Linked DNA regions of Mus musculus: region 2 is linked to region 1. Evidence: chromatin loops called from intact Hi-C (ENCODE). Cell type or tissue: heart. All regions are shown on one strand.

Evidence for each region. Peaks named below come from ENCODE experiments on the same cell type or tissue, not always from the same donor. Only the 100,000 strongest peaks of a DNase experiment are listed, where the experiment ranks them.
Region 2: a loop joins it to region 1, with 6 times the contacts of the local background. A loop is called at or near these places in 37 of 42 quality-filtered maps.

The regions. Positions count from the first base shown.
Region 1 is chr5:136,249,336-136,257,335 of GRCm38, forward strand. Gm30408 (a long non-coding RNA gene) reads left to right here. Exons shown (of 4, transcript XR_868600.2): 3 at 250-294; 4 at 1,517-2,526. It also overlaps a transcript of Cux1 not described here. Among named protein-coding and RNA genes, the nearest start is that of Gm30408, 7.9 kb to the left of the region's middle. In heart, CTCF peaks have their summits at 1,879 (motif pointing left) and 3,771 (motif pointing left); a DNase peak (open chromatin) is centred at 3,756.
Region 2 is chr5:136,198,279-136,206,278 of GRCm38, forward strand. Prkrip1 (Prkr interacting protein 1 (IL11 inducible)) reads right to left here and starts at 676. Exons shown (of 6, transcript NM_025774.3): 1 at 497-676. The coding sequence starts at 622. In heart, no CTCF peak of the experiment used is centred here; DNase peaks (open chromatin) are centred at 793, 1,467 and 3,703; H3K4me3 peaks cover 1,714 bases; H3K27ac peaks cover 1,643 bases.

The DNA of each region.
Region 1 (8,000 bases):
ACAGCCCAGGTCCTAGGGTGGATGGCCTTGGAGATACTCCTGAGCCAACCTACTTCCCAGATGCTTAGAAAGAAGCAGACACAGAGTTCCTGGAGTTAGTCTCCTAACACTGTGGGCATATTCAATAAGAACACCAGACTTGGAACCCAGGCTAGCAATAGGGCTATGTTTCACTATGCCTAGCAGGGGGCAGTGGTTTCTGATGCTGGAGCCTTCCAGGCCCACACTTACTATCCCTCTATTTGGCAGATGGAGGCATCACTCATCCTGTGACCTTGAACTGTCCTCAGCCAAGTGAGTATAAAGGGTTTCTGTACCTGGGTAGACAGTTGCACATGGGCCTCTGTGTAGCCCATGGTCTGTTCCCTGGAGATCTAGTTAGGTCTGCTTTTTTACCTGCCTTAACCTTCCACCAATGCTGGAAATGGAACCCAGGGTCTTGTTAGGTATGCTAGGCAAGCATCATACCTCTGAGCCATGCCCCCAGGCCCTCCCTGGGGGATTCTAGGCAGGGGCTCTACCACAGAGCCACGCCCCCAGCCCCTCCCTGGGGGATTCTAGGCAGGGGCTCTACCACAGAGCCACGCCCCCAGCCCCTCCCTGGGGGATTCTAGGCAGGGGCTCTACCACTGAGCCACGCCCCCAGCCCCTCACTGGGGGATTCTAGGCAGGGGCTCTACCACTGAGCCACGCCCCCAGCCCCTCACTGGGGATTCTAGACAGGGACTCTACTACTGAACTATATCTCTACTTGTCTTTGTACTTTTTGAGAGAAGGTCTCATTAAGTTGTCCAGATTGTCTTCGGACATGCTGTGTAACCCAGGCAGGGCTTGAACTTGTGATCCTCCTGCTTCAGCCTCCTTAGTAGTTGGGATGACAAGCCTTCCTTCATCTGTATGCCTAGTTCCTTAATCATCTTCCCACAAAGCCCTCGCAGGCCTGGGTCCCTGGCCTCCTCTCCAGAATAGCTTGGCTGTGTTCCAGCCTGGGGGCCTGATATTGGGGTGTTTCTTCTCTCTAGAATGCATTGAAGTCCTCAGCCTTGGGGAGGAGACAGAAGTGAGCCAGCGCTGAGGACATGGCACGGGGGGTTAGGGGTAGAGGGCTCAGGAAACCCTCTACACTGTAGCAGCACTCTGCCACCCAGAAAGGCTTGGAGACACGGTGGCCAATGTGTGCACACTCACCAGAAAGACCAGGCAGTGCAGGAACAAGGTGTAAAAGAAGCTGATGGTGCGGGCCATCTTGTTGGAGAGAATCAGACGGCCCTGAAGGCAAACAAAGGGGATGTAGGGCAGGGTTGCTCTGTGCTCCTTTCTGAAGAGGTATGCAGGCGGGGGTGGGGGGTGGGTGGGGGGCTACTTTCCCCCGGGACAAATGGGGATACTCAGACGGCAAAGGTGAGTTCTTTGGGTGCATGCATGTACACACACATCCGTGGAAGCCAGAAGTCGGTGTCAGGTGTCAGGTGTCTTCTTTAATCACCTGCCACTTTTATTTATTTTATTGAAACAGGCTCTTTAGTCTGGCTGGCCTGGAACTCCCAATGTGTGCCTTTGATCACACAGAGACCCTCTTGCCTCTGCCATGCGGCCCACTGTGCCTGGATCCACTTTTTTAAAATTGTTTTTAAAGACTGTCCCTTTGAGAACCTGGAGCCCAGATTTGGCTAAACTCGGCAGCCAGCAAACCTCACATTTCTCTGAGTCCCACCACTCCAATCCCCCCACCCCGCTAATGCTGGTTTCAGGAGCTTGTCATGGCACCAGGCAGGTATCATGGTGACTCAAACTCAAGTCCTGTGTGCTCAGCAAACACTGCATCTGCAGAGCGACCGACACCCAGCACCCGGTACAGTTTCTGGCAAATGGTGCCTCCTGCAGGCCAGTTTCTGAAACTACAGTCAACGAGGCTATCCAAGGAGCTGTCCCAGAAGGGCCCAGAAGAGGGTTGCATGATCTCAGAGCTTCTTCAGAGGGGATGAAGAACAAAGACGAACATCCACCACAGGTGGATACAAGGGTATGGACTCACCATGCCAAGTGTGGCCTTGTCCCAGGGGCTCAGGCCCAGGTACTTCCTCTGCCGCTCCTGAAGGACAGAGAGACATGGAGGAAGGGTCCCACAGAGAGAGGGGACCTGTGTAAAGCCGCCTGAATCTTCATGTTACTTTACAACACCAGAGGGCTGCAAGGATTCCCTGGGTGCCTAATCTGTGTCACACTCAATATGAGAGCCTGGGCTCCCTAATCTAGCAGCCCCTTCTGCCTGTAGGAAAGTCCTTCATGGGCACAGCTTCTATAATCTAGGAGAGGCTTGGAGTGGTTCCTGCCCCCAGTCACCTGACACAGGGAGTTGTGACCCCTTTGCTGATCTGCCTGTCCCTATAGGTGTACTCTGGGTTAACCTGTTCACCAGTAGTTCTCAACCAGTGGGTCGGGTGGGTCGTGACTCCTTTCACAGGGGTCACCTAAGACCATTCTGCATATCAGACATTTACATTACAATTCATAGCAGCAGCAACATTGCAGTCATGAAGTAGCAATGAAAATAACTTTAAGGTTGGGGGTCACAACACGAGGAACTGTATGAAAGGGCGGCAGTACTGGGAAGGCTGAGAACCGCTGCTGTTCCTATTGGATAGATCACAGGGCCCCCAATGGAGGAACTAGAGAAAGTACCCAAGGAGCTAAAGAGATCTGCAACCCTGTAGGTGCAACATTATGAACTAACCAGTACCCCGGAGCTCTTGTCTCTAGCTGCATATGTATCAAAAGATGGCCTTGTCGGCCATCACTGGAAAGAGAGGCCCATTGGATTTGCAAACTTTATATGCCCCAGTACAGGGGAACGCCAGGGCCAAAAAGGGGGAGTGGGTGGGTAGGGGAGTGGGGGTGGGTGGGTATGGGGGACTTTTGGGATAGCATTGGAAATGTAAATGAGGAAGATACCTAATAAAAAATAAATAAATATGGGAAAAAAAAAAAGAACTGTTGCTGTTCACTGGCCCACAGTTTACATTACACCTGAGGGGTTCAGAGGTGGCCCAGCAGTTCGGGAGAGTGTGCATGAGAAGGCAGGACACAGGGAGCAAAGGACATTGTTTTATAGCTCTATGGCTGGGTCAGGCCCACAGACCCTCATGGAGGACTCTAGGCAGCACTGTACCCCGGAGCTACATTCTCAGCCCCAGAGTTCCTACTCACCCTCTTGCTGAAGGAGGAGAAAGGGTCCAGGCGTTCCTCGTATTGGGAGGAGTATCGCAGCTCCGTGTCGTCACTGCCGATACCCTGCATGGAGAAAGAGGGTACACGCAGTCAGTCATCAGGGGTTTGGGAGTCTGGGCTCCAGGGAGGACAGGATTAGAACTGGAGGGGAGGGCGGCAGGGCGCCAGTGCTAATAGGACCAGCATGTTGTGGCACGGGCCAGGGTGTGTGTGTGTGTGTGTGTGCGCGCGTGTGTGGGTATGTGTAGGGGGGAAGGGGACGAGGGTGGGGAGGCGGGTCACAGTTCCACTGGGGAGCTAAATCTTAGAAAGGCTGGAATGTACAAGTCACAGTTCCCAGTGGGAGGGGCAGTTTTGTGTATGTGTGTTTTCGGGAACCTTGAACTTCCGGCCTTTAGTGATCCTCTTGTCTCGGCCTCCCAAGAAGTTAGGGCCACAGGTGAGTGCCGCTGAGCTAGCTACGCGGAAAGGGCCTGAGGTAGCCAGGAGGCGCTTTTCCTAACAGCCCCTGGAGGCTCTGGTTTGCGGAACCCGGGTGCCCTCTAGTGGCCTAAAGAGGGCTGTTGCTTCATTTGGGTGGGAATGGGTCTTATTAAGGCCACAGACATCCCAGCTTCCTCTCTCCCTCAGTTTCTTTTCTTTTCTGTGTCTCTGTGTACATGCGCGCGTGCACACGTATGCACGCGTACATGTGCAAGCACGGAGGCCCTGAGGTCAGGAGTCTTCCTCGATTATACTCCACTTATTCACTGAGGCAAGAGCTCTCGCTCGAACTACAGCTTGTCTTTACAGCTAGCCGAGCTAAAGCTTGCCCCTCTGCCTTCGGAATTCTGGACTTACAGGCAGGCTGCCACGCCTAGCTGCCATTTACGTGGGAGCCAGGGATCTGAACTCTAGTCCACAGGTTTGCATGGCAAGCATCTCACCCCTGGAGCCATCTCCCCCAGCTCTTTTCCTACCTTCTGCCTTCCCTGAGCTGCGGAAGGGGTTTCTGTGTGCATGGTGGACCCTGCCTGGGAGGCCTGGGGCCTCGAAAAAGCCACCACAACAAACAGGCTTCTAGCCTTTTCTGTTCATTGTTTTTGGGGTGTGCATTATAGATGGTCTTTATATTTTTTGTTTTTTTCTAAAATGTAGTTTTTGTGTGTATGTGTGGTTTGCCTACATGTATGTGTGTGTGCCACACGTGTGCAGTGCCCACAGAAGTCAGAAAATAGTGTCTCTCCAACGATTGTAATCCGTTTTTTAGACAGAGTCTCATTAGGAAGTCTAGGCTGGACTCCAATTAGTGAGCCTCCCATGTCTGCCTTCCACCATCTTCAGGTACTATGCACGGAGCAGACAGCTGACAGGTGGGAAGGGAGGTGTGTATCTTTGGGGGTCCCCCTGGTGCTGACCACCCAGTGGATTACTGCTTAACGCTCCCTGATCTTGCCCCACACGCCATCCATAGTTTCTCTGGGAAGAAGAGGAGCACGTGTGGGGTGGGGGTGGGGGACTCACTCTGCCAGGGTAACTCTGCAGGAACTTGATCTTCTCAAAGAGTTTGATGTTGTCAGCGCGCAGGCTGTCCAGCTCGCTCTGCAGGGCCTGGATGGTGTGCTGGGCCATGCGGCTCTCCTGGGAATGGGGGCAGGGCAAAGATGGACAAAGGTGAGATGTGAGGGCTTCATTTGCCTGGGGCCTTTTCTGTGTCTTGGTGTGTGAATATTTGCATGTAAAAGTGTGTGTGTGTCTGTGGATGCTAGAGATGGGTTCTGGGGATTGAACTTAGGTCCTCATGTTTGCACAGTGAACACTTTACCCGCTGAGCATCTCCCCAGCCTCTCATGGGCCTGAAGTGCTGACTCTCCTCACAGATGCCCCAGCTAGAAAGTCTTTTTGCAGGAAAGTCAATTTCTTCATATTTGAATTTTCTATTTGTTATGTTTGGGTCATTTAAAATGGCATTTTAAGAAGATTTACTTTTATTTTATGTGTATGAGTATATGGCTCACACAGAGGCCAGAACAGGGTATCAGATTCCCCTGGGGATGAAGTTACAGACAGTTGTGGATTGCCAGGCAACTGGGAAATGAACCTGGCTCCTCCTCAAGAGCAGTAAGTACTCTCAACCTCTGAGCCACCTCTCCAGCCTTATGTTTTGGATCCTTATGCCTTTCAGAGATTGTGTGCTGAAGGCTTATTCTCCAGTCTAGGGGGGTATTGAGAGGGGAGAACCTTGAGAAGGCGGGGCCTCATGGGAACAAGCTATGCGATTGGAGGTGTGCACCTGGAGAGAATACGGAGACTCCAACCCTTCCTATTTCATTGCTTACTGGCAGCCATAAAATAAGCAGCTTGCCTTTATCATATGCGTCTCCATGATATGCTGCCTGGCCACAGCCCAAGGCAACCATGCTAACCCAGAACATATCGAAAGGTCTGAAACCATGACCTCCCCTCCCAAACCTCTCCTCCTCTACACCCCATCTTTTTTGCTTTTAGTCCTGGGGATGGAACCTAAGGCCTTATATTATGCCAGGCAGGTGCTCTACCACTGAGCCACGCCCCCAGCCCCTCCCTGGGGGATTCTAGGCAGGTGCTCTACCACTGAGCCACGCCCCCAGCCCCTCCCTGGGGGATTCTAGGCAGGTGCTCTACCACTGAGCCACGCCCCCAGCCCCTCCCTGGGGGATTCTAGGCAGGGGCTCTACCACTGAGCCACGCCCCCAGCCCCTCCCTGGGGGATTCTAGGCGGGGCTCTACCACTGAGCCACGCCCCCAGCCCCTCCCTGGGGGATTCTAGGCAGGGGCTCTACCACTGAGCCACGCCCCCAGCCCCTCATTGGGGGATTCTAGGCAGGAGCTCTACCACTGAGCCACGCCCCCAGCCCCTCACTGGGGGAATCTAGGCTGGGGCTCTACCACTGAGCCACGCCCCCAGCCCCCTCATTGGGGGATTCTAGGCAGGGGCTCTACTGCTGAGCCACGCCCCCAGCCCCTCACTGGTTGATTCTAGGCAGGGGCTCTACCACTGAGCCACATCCCCAGCCCCTCCCTGGGGGATTCTAGGCAGGGGCTATTCTGTTGAGGCACATCCCAGCCCTACCACTGACTTATATCTTCAGCCTTTTCTTTTCTTGAAACAGGGTCTTTCTAAATTGCCCAGGCTGGCTTTGAATTTAAGATATTCTGTTTCAGCCTCTTCAGAAAATGGGATTATAGACCTGTGCCACCAGTCCTGGCATAAAATCCTTTCTTATTGGGGTCAGCCATACTCTCTCCCATCCATTCTTTTTTCCCATTTTCCAACGTGCTGCAGATTTCCTCTGTGGATGGTTGAACCCGGTGGCTTTGTGCCTGAGTGGCCCAGGTACACTCTACTGCACTCCTGCTCATAGCATCTGTGGGTATTCCAGGCAGTCTGGTGCCCACCCTTGGGTCTTGTGTTCTATATCTCCTTCTTCCAACCCTGAAAAAAATCCCCAGTGTTCTTTACTTTGAGTTCGTGAATACTTCTTAAAGCCCAAAGTGGCACAGCCTCCTCCAGGAAGTCTCAACTGCATGGAGTACATCTAATCCTATTGCCAGTTCAGTATCTGTTGTTTTCCCCAAGCCTATGTCTTTCTACATTTGTGTCCTCAGATTTGAAGCCTACGGGGAACAGGAAGTAGGGTGGGACTCACGGCTTCCAGCTCTTGGTTCCGGGTGCGGAAACGTTCCCTTTGGCTGGAGATGATGGAAAGCAGGGAGTCCACCTGGCCTTCTGGAAGGGTCCCACTGGATGACATTGAGGGTCCTAGGAGATCGCAGGAAACGGCTTGGGTGTCATGGTGGTACCCTGCCCCCATCTGTACTGACAGAGAGCCAGGTCCCAACATTTCCTTCCCATGACTTGAGCTAAATGGGACCTTGCATCATGTCTGGTGAGCTGCGGTGGGGGTGCCCCATCTAAGATCTGTGATGTCCTACAATAGCTCCAAATGCAGCAGTGGAGATGGTGACAGTGGTGGGGGTGGAATGCCAGAGAAACACGGGCACGCTGAAGGCTCTGGGGAGCTAGGAGCAGCCCACAGCACCCTTTCCTGAGGTCACTGGCAAGCCATAGAGACAGAGGCTGCATTGCTGGGACAGGCCCCTTCTTGCTTGGAGGGAGAACATAAACTTTGGGAATCTGAGTTCCTAACAGGCTCCAAGGGCTTTCCTTGGCCCCTAACTCCTTGGGTGAGTGTTATTTGGCCAGGCCTTCCTCACCATAGAACAGAGCTGTAGCTTCCTTGATGGGTTCTGGAATCTTCTCTAGGCCTTGCTCGGAAGCTCCCTGCAGGGTAAAAAGGAAAAGATAAGCCTTATTTGCAGCACGGTGGGGGACTTTCCAGGGTGGGCAGTGTCACTGTGGGAGCTGGAGCTCGTGAGTCTGCTGGCCTGGACCAGACACAGCGTGTGCACAGGGCCCACTGCAGCTCTGGCGGCCGGGGTCCGGCAGCCTGCTTCCCCCCTGGCCACACACTGCCCTGGTGTGTAAGGCTTTACTACTGTGACCTAGGGTCTTCCGGCTTCCCTCTCCAGCATGGTTTTTCATCCCTCATAGGACAGGTGGCAGGCCAGCGAGGTGGCTCAGCAGGTAAGTCAGTCTCTAGAACCACACGGTGGAAGGAGAGAACTCACTCCTGCCAGTTGTCCTCTGGCCTCCACAAGAGCCCTGATAGGTTACTCTGTCTCTGTCTCTCTCTCATACACATATAGGAATGAATGAATGAATGAATGAATGAATAAATGAACAAGTGAAT
Region 2 (8,000 bases), 51 kb before region 1:
ACTACGTAGACCACGCTCGCCTCGAATTTGTAGCAAACTTCTGGGGTCAGCCACCAGAGTGCTGGGATAGCAGGTGTGCACCACCATACCCAGCTCCCACCGCTTTGGTTCATATATTAAAATAGAAAGGGCTGTGAAGCAATACTGAATAGTAGCGCAGGGCTGTCATCCCAGCTCGTAGGGAAGATAAGGTAAGAGGAGCCGGGATGCGAGGAGCCCGGATGCGAGGTCTGCCTATCTTACAAAGCCGATTCGGTACGGAACGTGGACAGCACGAGCAACGCCATGATACCGCAAACAGCAAACTAAGAAAAAGGAGGGTGTGGAGGGCTGGGCAGCGCCTTCGTGCAGCTACGCTGTAGGACAAGAACAGGAGCGAGGCTCCCTCCACGGGGCCGCCCTCTCCGCCCCAGGGTTGCTCTAGGGGGACTGAATGTAGCCTTGCTCGGTCTGGCGGCGGGGTGAAGGGACTGCGCCTCGGCCCACTTCCACTCACCGGGTTCTTCATGAGCCGCTCCAGCTTGAGCTTCTGCTCCTCGGCCGCATTCTTGGGGATGACCAGCGTCTGCGGCTCTTTCTTGGGCCTGGGCGGTCTCACAGAAGCGGCAGCAGGACTCGCCATAGCCGCTCTCCTACTCCTTTACGAAAGCTGCCGGCGGCCGCTCGTATTGATGACGACAGAAGAGCGCGCCAACCGCGCACGCGCACTCTCAAACCCCCGGGGGGAGGGGCGCTCTCCTGAGGCGCATGCGCACTCTCTCCTCGGAGGTACGAGGCAGTCCTAAGCAGCTTGCTTGAATATTCATGAACGCGAGGTCAGTGTGGTTTATTTTGATCATAGCACTTTAATTTCATTTCCTGTTTCAAAACAAATCAGGGCTGCCTGATTCTCACATCCGGAGAGGAAGAGACGGCCTTTAGTGATGATGAGTGGGCTGGCCCCAGGCGACGTCTCAGGTCCCCAAGGACTTCGCACAGCTTGCTCTGGGACTCTTGGCACGTCCCTCCCAGTTTCGCTCGCTCCTGGGCTTTGTCTTTTTTTTCCGTTTCTTTTTTATCTATTCTACTTTCTCCCTACCCCACTCTCTCTTCCTCCTCCTCCTCTTCTCTCCCCTTCTCCGCCCTCTCCATATCGTCTCCTTCCCTCCCTCTTTTCCTTCCTTCCTTTCCTTTCCTTTTTTTTTTTTTTTTTTTTTTTTTTTTTGTTTTTTTGTTTGTTTGTCTTGTTTTTCAACACAGAGTTTCTCTGTATATCTCTGTCCTGGAACTTGGTTTGTAGACCAGGCTGTCTTCGAACTCTCGGAGATCCGCCAGCCTCTCACACCCCGATTCCTATAATAATCTTATAATCTCCTTTGTAACTGAACTCTTAAGACAGACCCGATCTCCTTGGCCACGCTGAAAGTACAGCGCCACCAGTCGAGCCTGAGTATGTGAGTCTGTTTTAGAATAAAGGAAGTTGCCATTCCAATCTACCTGACGAGGAATTAACTTCAAGTCTTTCACTTGAAGGTGAAAGTAATGGAGAATGATGGAACTGCGGCCTTCTGGTGGTGGAGTGTTTTGTTGACCATGCGTGAGGCACTGAAGTAGCTCCCTATAGTAAAAGATGTTAAGAGCCAGCAGTGGTGGTGCAGGCCTGTAATCTCAGCACCCAGGGAGTTACAGGCAGATGGATCCCTGAGTTCAAGGCCATCCTGGTCTGTAGAGAGAGAGTTCCAGGACAGCCAGAACTACACAGAGAAAGCCAGTCTCAAAAAACAAACAACAAAAAAACAAGCAACAACAAAACAAGCAACAACAAAAACCCAAGATGGTAACAGTAACATCTTGTAGGCAAGGAAACTGAAACAAGTCCTTTATTAGAAGAAGCTTATTAGAATGAAAGGGCCTCAAAGCTGACTGTTGCTGGAGATGGAGGGAGAACAATAGACAGTACAGTATATGGATCTCTGAACGTGGTGGGGCCTTAAAGGGAGCAAGAGGCTTCCCTTTGGAACCTGGAGAGGAGCTTCATTAAAACTGGAAGGAAGGCCGGGCAGTGGTGGCACACGCCTTTACTCCCAGCACTCCGGAGGCAGAGGCAGGCAGATTTCTGAGTTTGAGGCCAGCCTGGTCTACAGAGTGAGTTCCAGGACAGCCAGGGCTACACAGAGAAACACTGTCTGGAAAAAAAGAAAAAAGAAAAAAACAAAACTGTGAAGAAGAGAAAGGAGAGAAGTCAGAAGAGGTAGTGTGTGGGGTACAGAGGAGCCTCTTCAGAAATCCAGGATAATCTTGCAGCAATCCCCCCCCCCACACCCAGGAGTGACCAAATTCCCAGAACATAGGAAGGGGCTTTTTTGGTAACTCTTTAGGGGCAGCACAAAGTTTCTCACCATATGGTTTAGTTCAGCACAGTGAATATGACACAAAACACAGAAGGGCAAGATGCCATAAACAGAGAGCTGCTAGATCACACCACTGACTGATTCTGAACTCTACCCCAGAGAGAGCTGCTGGCAGGTATGCCTGACTCAGGCTATGGGAGATGGCCTAAAGGCACAAGCCTGTAGAAGAAGGAGAAGGAGAAGGAGAAGGAGAAGAAGAAAGAAGAAGAAAAGAAAGAAAGAAAGAAAGAAAGAAAGAAAGAAAGAAAAGAAAGAAAGATAGAAAGAAAACTATCCAGAGGAGTGCAGTAGCACATACATGTGATCTTAGTATTTAGGAGGCAGAGGGACAGAGATTTCAAAACAAGCTGGGGCTATATCACAAGACCTTGTCTGAAAAAAAAAAATTAAGGGCACCAGTCATGATGCTAGGAACCTTTAATTCCAGTGCTTGGGTGGCAGAACTCTATGAGTTCAAGGCCAGCCTGGTCTGCATATCAAGTTTAGGGCAGCCAGGACTACATAGTAATGTTCTATCTCAAAACACAGCCAGGACAAAAGGAACTGAGGGCTTGCTCTGCTCCGTGGTAGAGACGTGCCCAGAGTCCACCAGTGAGGTCACTGACGATGGCCATATTTGCCCAGCATGTACAGGTACCGGTTCCAGCATGTACGGGTCCCGGCTTCCGATCCCTGTACTGTACATAATAACATTATTATTTAAATATATAATCAGCGAATTGATTCCTAATAACATCTTGTCCTAAGTAAAAGCGTGTTTACTTAAATCCTATGCCAAATCACTTTCTAGAAGCTGCAACCCCATAACAACCCTTTCTAATACCTGATTTCTGCAGACAGCCATGATTGCACTTGTTCTGTGTGGGGTGTGCATTTGGTGGCTTTCACTGCTGTTAGGTTCCCTCTCCCCCCCCTCCTCCTCCTCTTCCTCCTCCTCCTCCTCCCCTCCCCTCTCCTCCTCCTCCTCCCCTCCCCTCTCCTCCTCCTCCTTCTCCTCCCCTCCCCTCCTCCTGATCCCCTCCTCCTCCTGATCCCTTCCTCCTCCTCCTCCCCTCCCCCTTCTCCTCCCCTTCCTCCTCCCCCTCCTCTTCCACTCCTTATTAGAGAGAGAAAAAACCTGACACCCATGCTGCTTGCCTCAGGATCACACAGACTGACGCCCAGTGGTCTGTCCCCAAATCTTCGCAGACGTGAGTCATGGCAAAAGTCGTGGTGGGTGGGGATGACATCCTGGCAGGACAGTTTACATGGTGCCTCCTCAAGGCAGCACCCAGATCCCACTTTTCTTTCATCTCTGGACTCTCTTCCCAGGCTTTGGACCTAGAGTACTACATACTACCACCAGAGGGCAGCAATGTACCACTCAGGCCCCACGGGCCCTGGAACTCCATCCATAGTGCTGCTTTATCTTCCTGGCTGGAAACCCAGACTGGGACCCCAGTGAACAAGCTCCAAAGGCAGGAGACCAAAGAGTATTGTATTGGTGCACACCTGTAATCACGGCACTCGGGGCCAACCTCGGCTGCAAAGTGAGCTTCAGGCCATCCTGGACTACATGAGAGCCTGTCTTAAAAAATAAAATAGGAGTAGCCAGAAGTCGTGTGCAGGCCTGGAATACCTCATGGTGGAGGTGACTAGCAATGAACATTTCAGCTCTGCATGGCTGCAAGGCTTGTATGTCTCTTGACACTGCCTTCCAGGGTTTTCTACTCTGAGGCCTGCCTAGCTGTATAGCTGTCCATCAAGAAGTATCAATGGGCCGGGCATGGTGGTGCACGCCTTTAATCCCAGCACTTGGGAGGCAGAGGCAGGTGGATTTCTGAGTTCAAAGCCAGCCTGGTCTACAGAGTGAGTTCCAGGACAGCCAGGGCTACATAGAGAAACCCTGTCTCGAAAAACCAAAGAAGAAGAAGGAGGAGAAGGAGAAGAAGGAAGAAGAAGAAGAAGAAGAAGAAGAAGAAGAAGAAGAAGAAGAAGAAGAAGAAGAAGAAAGAAGAAAAGAACAAGAAGAAGAAGTAGTAGTAGTAGTAGTAGTAGTCTGGGTCCCAAGAACCAAAAGATGGAACCATCAGTTGAAAAAGTATTTAAAACTGATCAGGGGAGCTGGAGAGATGGCTCAGTGGTTAAGAGCACCGACTGCTCTTCCAAAGGTCCTGAGTTCAAATCCCACCAACCACATGGTGGCTCACAACCATCTGTAATGAGATCTGACGCCCTCTTCTGGTGTGTCTGAAGTCAGCTACAGTGTACTTAGATATAATAATAAAAAGTCTTAAAAAAAAAAAAAAAAAAAAAAAAACAACTGATCGGGGCTGGGGAGATGGCTCAGCTGTTAAGAGCACTAACTACTCTTCCAGAGGACCCAGGTTCCAGTCTAAGCACCTATATGTTGACACAATCATCTATCTGTAACTCCAGTTGCAGGGGATACAGTGCCCTTTTCTGACCCATAAACATATATAGAGGCAAAACATCTTCACACATAAAACTTTAATGTGTGTGTGTGTGTGTGTGTGTGTGTGTGTGTATGGCTCTCGTTAATTATGTGACTGTGTGTGTGGATGGAGATGCACACATGAGTATACCAGCAGAGGTCACAGGTGGCGGATTCCCTAAGGCTAGACGCACAGGCAGTTGTGAGCCTCCTGACATGGCTACTTGGAAGTGAACTTGGGTCCTCTCCAAGAGTAGCCCATGAGTGTCCCTGCTGAGTCCTCTCTGCAGTCCTCCTGCCTAGGTCTCATTCGCGGTGTTCTCATGTCACAAGGGAGTCCTACACCTTTGCTGCACTTTGTGTGGTGGGTTCTACTGCCTCCCTTGCAGCTGCCTTCATCTCTCCTTTCTCGAGTGTCCCAGGGGCAAACATGAGCCTTTTGTGTGTCTTTGATCTCCACTCTTGTCATTCAGCCTCATACAGGTCTCTCCCCAGGGGCAGAAAGCGGAAGTTCACGTGTGATCGGGATATGATGAGATGGGGCCAGGTGGGACATCTTCTCTGTTCTATTGTTGGAGCTGTGAAGAGGTATGTGTGTGTGGGGGGGGAGGAGGGTTTGTCAATACCAGAGGTTGAACCCAGAGTCTCACAGATGTTATTCACAAACCACACTGCACTCCCATTTCCAAAATGTAGGATACCAAGCAGGTGCTCTACCACTGAGCTATAGGCATGCCCTGTGCTATAACACTGAACCACACACCCAGACTTTACCAAAGCACCTGTCTAGAATCCTCCAGTGAGGGGCTGGTTGTGGCTCAGTGTTAGAGCACCTGCCTAGAATCCCCCAGTGAGGGGCTGGGGGCGTGGCTCAATGGTAGAGTCCCTGCCTAGAATCCCCCAGGGAGGGGCTGGGGGCGTGGTTCAGTGGTAGAGCCCCTGCCTAGAATCCCCCAGTGAGGGGCTGGGGTGTGGCCCAGTGGTAGAGCCCCTGCCTAGAATCCCCCAGTGAGGAGCTGTGGGCGTGGCTCAGTGGTAGAGTGCTTGTGTACTACATGCAAGACCTTGGGTTCCATTCCTAGTACTGCAAAGAAAACAGGAGGAGAATGGACATTATTGTTGGGAGCCGCCCCCACATTCGCCGTCACAAGATGGCGCTGACATCCTGTGTTCTAAGTGGTAAACAAATAATCTGCGCATGAGCCAAGGGTATTACGACTACTTGTACTCTACCTTTCCCGTAAACGTCAGCTCGGCCATGGGCTGCAGCCAATCAGGGAGTGATGCGTCCTAGGCGAAATATAACGCTCCTAAAAAAGGGGACGGGGTGTTTCCGCCATTCTCTCTCGCTGGCATCTCTCTGGCTCTGCGCGCCCTGCGCTCGCTCGCTGCCTAAAGATGTAAACAATAGAGCGCGCGCGCCGGAGCTCTGGCTCCTAAAGATGTAATTGAAGGGGCTTTCGTTTTTGGGGCTGGGCGCTGGGTGCTTGCCCTCCTGGTTCCCAAAGATGTAAGCAATAAAGTTTTGCCGCAGAAGATTTTGGTTTGTTGCGTCTTTCCTGGCCGGGCGTGAGAACGCGATTAAGAATTGGTGCTGAAACCCGGGACGAGAAATTCCGGGACGAGAAAAAATCCGGGAAGAAAAAACCCGGGAGGAAACTCGGGACGGGAGTTTCACCGGCGCAGGGAAGATCCCTCATTCCAGAACCAGAACTGCGGGTCGCGGTAATAAAGGTTCCCGTAAAGCAGACTGTTAAGAAGGATTCAACTGCATAAATTCAGAACTTTTCAGCTGGGGAACGGCGGTAACCCGTAAGTATAGCTTTACGAGGTAAGCCTGGCCTTGAACTTTCTAAGGAAATTCAAGACAGTCTATCAGAAGTAAAGTGGAAAATAGCTTTATAAGGTATGTTTGGCCTTGAACTTTCTCTAGTGTTAGAAGCCCTTTTGTTCCTTTTCACATGTTATCAAGTGGTTAAGGCAGGGCGGATTCTGGATAAAGTTCAAGACAATCTATCAGAAGTAAAGCGGGGAGAGAGAATAGGAGCAAAGAGAAAATATGGTTCACAAAATAAGTATACAGGCCTTTCCAAGGGTCTTGAACCCGAGGAAAAGTTTAGGTCAGGTAAGAATACCTGGGGAGAGATTAAAAGGAAGGAAAAGGAAAAAGAAAAGAAAAAAGATCAATTAGAGAAGCCAGTTCTTAATAGTTCTGAATCAGATAAAAAGGCTATTAGGGCCTGGAAGGCGCTCTCCCGAGCAGGTGAAGCCACTGGACAATAATGACAGAGGCAGGCTCTTGCAGCCTACAAGGTCTTATTGTCCACCCTGGAGTTGTAGATCAGGATTGTAAAGGGGAACTTCAGGTTCTCTGTTCTTGTCCTCAAGTTGTCTTTTCTATATCACAAGGGGACAAAATAGCTCAACTAATAATTTTGCCAAGCCTACATGGCTGTTTTTTCTTCCTCTGGTATTCCTAGAGCTGCCAGAGGGATTGGTTCTACTAGAAATGATTCTGATTACTTAATAATGCCTTTAGATTGTTGTCAAATTTTATCTACTCACGTAGGGGTAAACCCTCGTGGCGTCAGGCCATTACAGGTCTGACAAATAGATGTCACGCATATTTCCTCCTTTGAGAGAAATCAATATTTACATGTTTAGAAGAAACCCACTTAAAAATGGGATTGTGGTATATACTGATGGATCAAAAACTGACATAGGTGCCTATGTGGCTAATGGTAAAGTGGTATCCAAACAGTATAATGAAATTTCACCTCAAGTGGTAAAATGTTTAGTGGTTTTAGAAGTTTTAAAAACCTTTTTAGAACCCCTTAATATTGTGTCAGATTCCTGTTATGTGGTTAATGCAGTAAATCTTTTAGAAGTGGCTGGAGTGATTAAGCCTTCCAGTAGAGTTGCCAATATTTTTCAGCAAATACAATTAGTTTTGTTATCTAGAAGATTTCCTGTTTATATTACTCATGTTAGAGCCCATTCAGGCCTACCTGGCCCCATGGCTCTGAGAAATGATTTGGCAGATAAGGCCACTAAAGTGGTGACTGCTGCCCTATCATCCCCGGTAGAGGCTGCAAGAAATTTTCATAACAATTTTCATGTGACGGCTAAAACATTACGCAGTCGTTTCTCCTTGACAAAAAAAGAAGCCCGTGACA